Regions from separate parts of the Mus musculus genome. Here region 1 is linked to region 2. A link is a loop called in an ENCODE intact Hi-C map of the cell type or tissue named here. Cell type or tissue: left cerebral cortex. All regions are shown on one strand. Each heading gives the region's core, and the rest is flanking DNA. Links, peaks and the distances in the headings are about the cores only. Region 1 has its middle 35 kb from the start of Gm26435. Region 2 has its middle 140 kb from the start of Gm26435.

The links. Hi-C counts contacts between places; a loop is a spot of excess contacts. Peaks named below come from ENCODE experiments on the same cell type or tissue, not always from the same donor. Only the 100,000 strongest peaks of a DNase experiment are listed, where the experiment ranks them.
Region 1: it touches region 2 in a loop (2.3-fold over the local background); 2 of 42 quality-filtered maps call a loop at or near these places.

Annotation. Positions count from the first base shown.
Region 1 is chr9:30,254,951-30,259,350 of GRCm38, forward strand. No RefSeq gene overlaps it. Among named protein-coding and RNA genes, the nearest start is that of Gm26435, 35 kb to the right of the region's middle. In left cerebral cortex, for the core only: no CTCF peak of the experiment used is centred there; no DNase peak of the experiment used is centred there.
Region 2 is chr9:30,148,235-30,152,634 of GRCm38, forward strand. No RefSeq gene overlaps it. Among named protein-coding and RNA genes, the nearest start is that of Gm26435, 140 kb to the right of the region's middle. In left cerebral cortex, for the core only: no CTCF peak of the experiment used is centred there; DNase peaks (open chromatin) are centred at 1,651 and 2,049.

The DNA of each region.
Region 1 (4,400 bases), core at 191-4,190, 110 kb after region 2:
AAGAGTTCACATCCAGGGAAATCACCATAAACAAAGTGATCACTGTTCTGCAAAAGCAGAGTGCTTGGGGGTGGGGAGAATAGATAAGAAAAGGATTTGGGGACAGGGCAGGGGGAGCTCAGGGTTTCCAGAGTAGTAAAAGGCTGGAAAGCTTCACAAAGTGGAGCCATGTGTTAATGTATCCAAATAATCTCTCAATAGAAAGAAAAATCCAAAGGAATTAGAGGGCAGCTCCCAAAAAAGCTATGGTGCATAGAGGCCATGCGTGCTTGGTTCATTCACACCCTGTCAGAGTCATACCAGTTATTAAGCTATTAATTGTTAGCTCTCAATCATTCTACACTTAGCCATGTGATGCCGGGACTGTGTACATACATATGAAACCGTCTTCTTGCTCTTCTGGATCCCATCTCCTCTGAGTCCCAAAAAGATGTGACCACTGAAGGGAGTGGAAGAAGGGGAATGTGTGGAACTGGCTTCTTCCCTATCCGTGTTGATACTTTCACAGATTCTCATCTTAGTAACATTAGGTGTCTCAGGTCTCAAGGATCCAGAACTCTGACCTTAGTGGAGCCTCAAAAGTAGAGTCCCCAGAGCTGCTCTAGTCAGAGGTCTAAAGCTCTTTCAACAGTGGTCTTCCTTCTAATTTCCTAAACTTAGGAGTTAAGGAGTCCCCTGCTCTTCAAAGGAATGGCTCCCTTTCCTGAAAGATATCTCCTCTGAGATTCTGAGCGCCAGCAGCAAGAGTAGACTGACTATGTGTATCTGTGCTTGTCAGTCAGTCAGTCAGTCAGTCAGTCTGTCTGTCTGTCTGTGTCTTTGTCTTTGTATTTGTCTCTGTCTCTCTCTATCTCTCTCTCCTTCTTCCCCCTACCCATCTTACTCTCCTCCCTCTCTCCCTCTCTCCCTCTCCCCCTTCCAGTCCCTTCCCCTACTACGTCAGAGCATTTCCCCACAGTACTTACCCCGAGTTTCCAGACTTACCCCTAACTCCTTCCTGGAGGCCCAGATTTTCAGGTAGGCAACTATTTCCTGTGGCTTTAATGCCTGTTATGCCTGGTTTTACCGTTTTTGTTTCTTCAACCCTATGCCCAAAGGCTGTAAGATCCACCCTATCCCCTGAGATTCACCAGGTATGGTCTCTGCCTCCACAGGAGAAAAAGTTCTTTGCAAAAGTGGTGTGGCAATGTGGTAAAGAAATGAGCACTGGGTGGAAATTCTGCTTCCAACCCAATCTTGATGTAATATTGTATTAAATAGTGAACACATCAAGCCAGTTTCATTACTCTGAATGGGTTTTAACTGCCATGCTTCCCAAAATGACTGAGCATCAGAATTACCTCGAGAACCTTCACAAAATGTCAAGAATCAGACCTTGCCCTAGACATACTGAATTAAAATTTCCCAAATATGGGTCCCAGAAGTCTGACTTTTTTACATTTTGTAGATAATTCTAGTGAGAAGCTATGTTTAGGAACCATTAGAATGACTTACAATTTAATATAGATAATGCATGTGACTGTCTAGTCTGCAATTTGCTGAAGCAGACACTGTTGGCAACATATGCCCCGCCCACTGTTTCTCTTGTCTGTTACTACTAATACATGCAGGTGGCCTCCTAATACAAGCTGCTGCAACTGCCTTTGGATATAAGAACCTGATTAACCATCACTATGCTTAGCCCAAGGGATCCAAGTCCTCATTGTCCACAGAAGCAACCCACTCATCACTGTATGGTGATGGTTTTCCTATCTCTTTTCCCTGTTTCATTCAAATACTCCTGCATCTCAGCCAAGTAAACTCACAAGCAAGTCCGGAGCTCAAGATCTACTTCCCCATGAGCAAGCTAAGACATACACATGCAGTCACTATGAGAGTGCCTTCTTTTTGGTACCCTACATTTTCAAATTCAGAAGATGAGAAATGACAACTATTACCACCCCCCCCCACACACACACACACACTACAAAGGTACTTTAGAAATCATAGCAGGTTTCTGCTTTGTCTCATCTAGTTTTCTTGACAACCTTGATGGCAGAAAATACTTATGTCCTACTTCTAAGGAAGAAATTTGAGGTCTTAATGGCTAAATGATTTACACAAAGGCATATGAAAAAAGAATAATGATAAACCTTAATTGCCATAGTTAGAGAGTCTTTAAAAATGTATGTCTGTGGTGATCTGAATAAAAAAATATCCTCATAGGCTCGGATATTTGAATGCTTGGTCTCCAGTGAGTGGCACTGTTTGGATAGGTCATTCTTCAACAGGTTACTTTTAGTCACACTCTTTTATCAGAGCAACAATGTCTGTTTCTGATACTTATCCCCCTACAAAGAAAGGAAGATCATATATCGTCTTACAAAAATGTGATAGATTATAAGATATTCATGGGCTTTAAGTATGTCTAAGGATCCCTGTGGGAACTGGATGCCTGCGTTCACAGATCATGTTAAGAAGCCCTGCATTTCTGACAGACTGTGCCTTCTCACCAGCCTTGTCTTCGTCCCACAATCTCACACAAAGCCACACACCATATCATAGGCTCCATTTTGATGGTTTTGTTGTTAGAACAACAGTAGACAGCCAAGCTCATCAACACCTGGTGCTGAGTAACATCAAAAGCAAGAGACAGAAAGCTCTTGTTCTCTCAGAGTCTCTCCGAGTCTTCACAAGTCAAGACTGACACAAGTCAAACTGCAAGGACAAAATCAAATCTAGGAATAAATTCATTCTGCACCAAATTGGGCATTCGGATACTTTTAATGAATAGGGTGTCATATGAATTTCATCTCAAAAAAAAAAACAAAAAACAAAAAAACCTCTCTTTGTTTTTACCACAACCATTCTCAAGGTACCTACATGATATTTAAGATCCAAAAGTCTGAGAGGACACTCTGATGGTGGCCATTTTACTTGGGGGTTTTGTTGTTTCTTTAATTTGTTTATACTTTTTATGGACATACTTTCATCAGGAAAGAACAGTCAGAAACCAGACCGTCTGCTCTAATTTTTGTCTCTAAAACTTATCAACATGGAGATCTTGGGAAAATGACTTAAATTTCATGTTGTACCTTGTTATGACCTGTTAAAAATAATAGTGATACCTGTTTTGTGGTACATTGTGGGAAATTAATGACTTAATATCCTATATAACACTAAGAATAGTGTCTCTATTGCTCCATCCTATCACAAGGAAACTTGCTCACCTATGTTCATAACAGCTTTATTCAAAATAGTCAGAAACTAGAAACAGCTTAGGTGTCCCTCAACCAAAGAATGGATAAAGAAAATGTGATACATTTACACAGTGGAGTAATACTCAGCTGTTTAAAAAAAAAAAGTGACATCATAAAATTTTCAGGCAAGTGGATGGAACTAGAAAAAATCATCCTGAGTGAGGTAACCCAGACCCCAAAAGACAAACATACTCATTTATAAGTAGATATCATCTGATAAGTAAGTAAAGGATAAACACACTACAATCCAGAGACCCAGAGAGGCTAAGTAACAAGGAGGGCTCTAGGGGGATGCATGAATCTCTTTGGGAAGAGGAAGTAGATTTTGCAAATTGACTGGTGGCAGATGAGTATGGGAGGAGAGGCAGGGATGAAGGGAGAAAATACAAGGAGTAGCAACTGGAATGGGGTGGGGACTTCCGAAACAATATGGAAACGTCCTGAACCCATTGAGGGTTACCCTAGTGAGGACTCCTAATAATGGAGGGTATGAAGCCTGAACTGGCCATCTTCTGCAACTAGGCAAGGCTCCCAGTGCTAGTACTGGAACACCAACCCAACCACAAAACCTCAGACCCACACCTGTCCTTCCCTCAAGATGTGCTTTGGTAATGGTGGATCAGAACTTTTGAGAGTAGCCATCCAGTGAGTGGTCTAACTTGAATTCAAACCACAAGATGGAGCCCATGCCCAACACTGCCTGGATGGCCAGGAACTAGAAGCTGGGTGGCTCAGAGACCTAGGATAGAACCAAACACTACTGAACATAAAAAAGTGAAATAATTTCTAATGATATTCTTCTATACTCATAGATAGGTGCCTAGACCAATCATCATCAGAAAGGCTTCCTCTGGCAGCTGATATGATCAGAAGTAGAGGCTCCCACCCAAATATTAAGTGAACCCAGGGAAACCCTGCAGAAGAGGGAGACAAAGGATTGTAGGAGTCAGGAATCAGGGTTACCAGGAGAACATGGCCCACAAAATCATCATAGCAGGGCTCATAGAGACTCACAAAGACTGAAGCAGCAAACACAGAATCTGCATGAGTCTGAGCTAGTTCCTCTGCATATATGGTGTGGTTGTTCAGCTTGGGGCGTTTGTGGAACTCCTAACAGTGGGAGCAGGGCAGTCTCTGACTCTTGGGAGAATCTATCTCAGA
Region 2 (4,400 bases), core at 110-4,109:
TTGGAAATTCTCCCATGAGGAAAAATATACGAGCCTCATGACAGCCCATAATGGGGAGACACCTGGAACTGAAAGAACCTAGTGGGGAAACCCCCACTCAGCTCCCGATTTGGCGTGCACCCAAGAATCACGAATAGAACACAACACCTTGATGTAACAACATGAGGTATTTTAATGGCAGAGCTCCGGGTCGAAACGTATCTCACACAGGAGACAGTGGATTCGACCACGAGACTTGGAAGCTAGGGGTTTTTATAGAAAAGGAGTGGGGCTGGGGGAGGAATTGGCGCAGTTTCACATGATTGGTCCATTTAAACATCAGCAGCCTGTAACATTTAACTTAGGTCAGAGGGGTAGGAGATAGGGAGGCGATGGGCCTGCCCAGGCATGTTCTGGTCTGTTCTGCTATGTTCTCAGCCCCAGGTTTCAAAGCTCACAAACAACTCTTTGGGCTATTTGACATACATTACATGAAGCACAGGTCTCAAGTTTTATTTCCTTTCAGAACCAATGTAACCTCTTTGTTCTTTGTTTTAAGATAGATTAACCCAGAATTTCTCTTGTATTTCTTCTTACCTCTATTTTTAAAAACTCCTAAAAATGACATACTCATAGGAGGATTGTATTGTCAACAGCATCTCTCAGTTATGACAGAAAGGAAAAGATGGCTGTCCATTCCTCTCATGGCCACTTTTATCAGTTCCACATGGAAGCATGGAGACCAACGCTGGAAACTTTTACTTAGGTAAACTGAAAGGTTCAGACAACGCTCTAAAACTGTAATCTCTGCTCCCAGTACACCGTCTTTGGGACTCAGCAAACGTTTGAGTCTGTGGAAGAAAATTGAGTTTCTACAGTTCATAGATAGAAACTTTGACCTTCATGATCTAAGGAGACGAAGACCTTGCCAAAGGATTGCGACTGAAGCTGGACACCTTATCAGAGGTATCCATGTCCATATAAAGGTCTTGCTTTTCCATCACAGAGGTAGTGAAGCCCACAGTTGACTTGAGGATTGGCTCTTCTTTAGACACTGCACCTGCCAGAACCTTGATGGTGAACTTTCCAACCCCCAGATCTGTGAGGGATAAATTCCACTGTTTTATAAGCTACGTAGTCTAAGAGATTTTCTTATAGTAACCCAAACTTACTAAGACAAGTAGCTCACTTGGCTCATTCCATTCTCCAAGTAGGAAAACTAAGATAACAAGAGGCTGAGGGGAGTTTCCAATGACAGCCACCGCTACCATGCAAAAACAGGGACTAAATCCGACTGACTAAATCGCTTTGGCCAGTGTCCAGGGACCCTGTTGTTTGGGCACGTGTCCTGAACCACAGAGACAGCAGGCCCAGAGCAAGTGAAGGTGAAGCACTCCCCAGTGGTACTCAGCTCAGGGTCCCTAGAGACACTGTGCAATTTTCCTGAGTAGCTAAGAAACCATCTCATTCAGCATGTACTGGCGGTTCCAGCAAAAGTGCACCAGGCCTGGGAATTCCCTCCCCAGTGGGGGAATCGCACCTTACCAGCTGCTTCTAACACAGGATGCAATCACTGGCAGCAACATCCCTCCCACCTCCTGAAATAGTAAACATCTGCCGAAAGATGGCCCATTAGTAACACCCCCATGTTGCCAGGTGGCGGCTTGAATTTCTTCTAAGCTTTCAGCATCTTTCCACACCCCTGCAGCCTGTTGGAACATGCCCTGCTGACACAGCCCGTGGGCAGCCCTAAGCTTGCTCGCCTCTGCTCTTCTCAGCCCAAGGCACTTCCCCCTCCAGGAGCACAAACTCTGAGTTGTCACAGTGTTGTCAAACAGATGGGAGACAGCCTCAAACCTGCTGAGGCCTTTTCACAGGGACCAAGCTGTGTCACGAGGAGGATTTGTGGGAGTATAGCAGGGATGTGTAAGCTTCTTGGTGCTAGAGGTCACTTAGGAATCAGAAATTTTCTGTGTGTTTCCTGTTGTCATTGGTAGAGTGCCTTCTACCCTATAGCTCCCCTTACTCTTGAGGCTTCATTCCAGCCAGCATGGCAAGCAGCACGCTGACAGCAAAGAGGTTCCAACTAGCTGCCACTCCAGATGTCGTGAGCAGACTCACGTAGAAACCCTGTAGGATAGTTTCAGCTTGAATTCCTCAGTAGAGGGTTTTGTTCTATCGTGCAGCGAGACATACCCGTTTGCTCTGGTGTTTCCGTGTCAGAGGCAATTATGGAAGGGTTGCTGGGTTCTTGTAAGATCTCACAACTTGCAATCCCTATACAGTGCACAGTGAGTGACACAGTGGAGTATTGCAGAACCTGGTGAGACAGGGTTGGGAGAGGCAGGGACCCGTGAGGAGGAGCAGACGTGTAAGCCAGAAGGAAACTATAAAATGGGAGAACAGACAAGTTCAGTTTTTTCACAAAAAATCAGTGTTTTCACAAAGGTCCTACAGCCTGGATCTCCTTGCTCACATGTGGGAGGAGTTTGGGGATCTTACGGGAACAGGGATCTCTATCAGCTGTACAAGATTTTACGATCTGCTCAGCCAGTCACGAGCACCTTTGTCTGTCTGTGCCCTTGGAAAAGTCATTTCCCATACTGGCCTCCTGTTTTCCTTACTTTTAAAATGAGGACAAGCCTCTCAGAAGTACCAAAGATGTCACTGATGAAATATTCTACCCAAAGACCCAGAGCCACGCTATTCTTCATGGTGGGAGGGTATATCCTTGCTTAAGAGAACGTGTTTTTATATTTGTAAAAGACTTGTCAAAACCCAGTCTGCCACCAACTGGGGAGGATAAATGCCCCCATCTCTCTTTTTATTTATTTATTTTTCTTATAATTGACAACAAATTCATAAAACAAAGAGGCTTTTTTTTATTTCATTTTTTTGTCAATAAACTTGGCAATGGAAATAACAATTTGAACAGCAATTTCCCCCTGGTCTGAGCTGAAATTGGCTCTGGATGAATTGTTTTTCAGTTTTCACATGCAAATTGTCTCCATACCCTTGCTTCTACAGATAGCTGGGGGCCATTCCCAGTGACAACTTGTCTGTCCAAACCTTTGCTTCCTGGTGAGAGCAGCCATTTATATAGCAGAGCCTCTGATGCACTCTGCTCACTCAGATAGAATAGGCTAGTCTGTAAGGACTGGTAGGACTGTGGGTATCACATGACTCTAGGCAGAGGATGCTGGAAGCCTGCCAATGCAAGGTGGTACTAGGCCTAGAATAAAGATGCCTTGAGGCCAATTCAACCTTCTTCCAGTTGTACCATTGACCTTCCTCTTTCTCACTCCCAGATTTTCTGCTCAGACTTGAGCTAAATCCTGAGATGGCGGTCCAGGTTTAGGTCTCCTAGACTCTAGATCATTTTTAGGCCAAGGTCTTTTTTTTATTTTGTTACCATACTTTGTATATGCATGCACTCATTGAGTGCTGCATGGAATATGTATATACTGACAATTATTCTTTGCCTATCTAAAATATAAACATAACTGAGCTCCTATGTAAAGCATCTCCCGAGGATATTGACCTGTGACATTTGACCTGTGACATTTGACCTGTGACATTTGACCTGTGACATTTGACCACAAAAGCCTCTGCCTGCCCAGCAGTTCTGCTCCTCACTCCAAATACTATACATCCAATCAATTGCTCTTGTGCATTCTGATCAATTGTCTCCCGTGGTAGCAGCATTGAAAATTCAAGATGACCCCAGCTTTAGGGAGACATACCATATGGAAAGTCTAATCTTCGTTCTATCATGTGAAAGGTGGGTTATCTTGAGTTAAACTGTTAATTTATTTAAGCCCTGGTGTATTCATTTATAAAGTATGAACAAAAATATGTTCTACTTGAAAAAGATAATCCAAAGTATTATATAATGTTTGCAGAATCCTTAGTAAAGAACCTGGGATATGGCAATTATGATTGTCACTGTCATATGTTTCTATGTCTGTTACTTCAAACATAAAATCAGTCAAACCAACAGATACAAACATCTTCTAAGACATCATTGTACTTAACAATTGAACAACCATTAGATATATTATTATTCTATTTTAAAGAAGGTTAAGTACACTTACAGAACATGCTGCAATTAAATATCAAAGCGTAGAGCTTGAATACGAATGTTTTCAGCCTTATATCTGTGTTTCTAATTATATTTCAGTTATCCCGACCCTTGCTGCTCTTGGATTATTATCCTACTACAAGGTTGAGGGAAATAAAAAGTTATTTCCAAACCATAGTGTGGGATGCTATCTTTTCTCCTCAAAGTGGACTTTAGGAGTTCAAGGTCTGCCCTTACTTATCCTCGATCACAGGATATTCTTTAACTAGCTACAGGCTGTGTAAAAATCTAATTATACTGAAGGTTTTCCAGCCTTCAAGTCATATGCACATGATGTGGA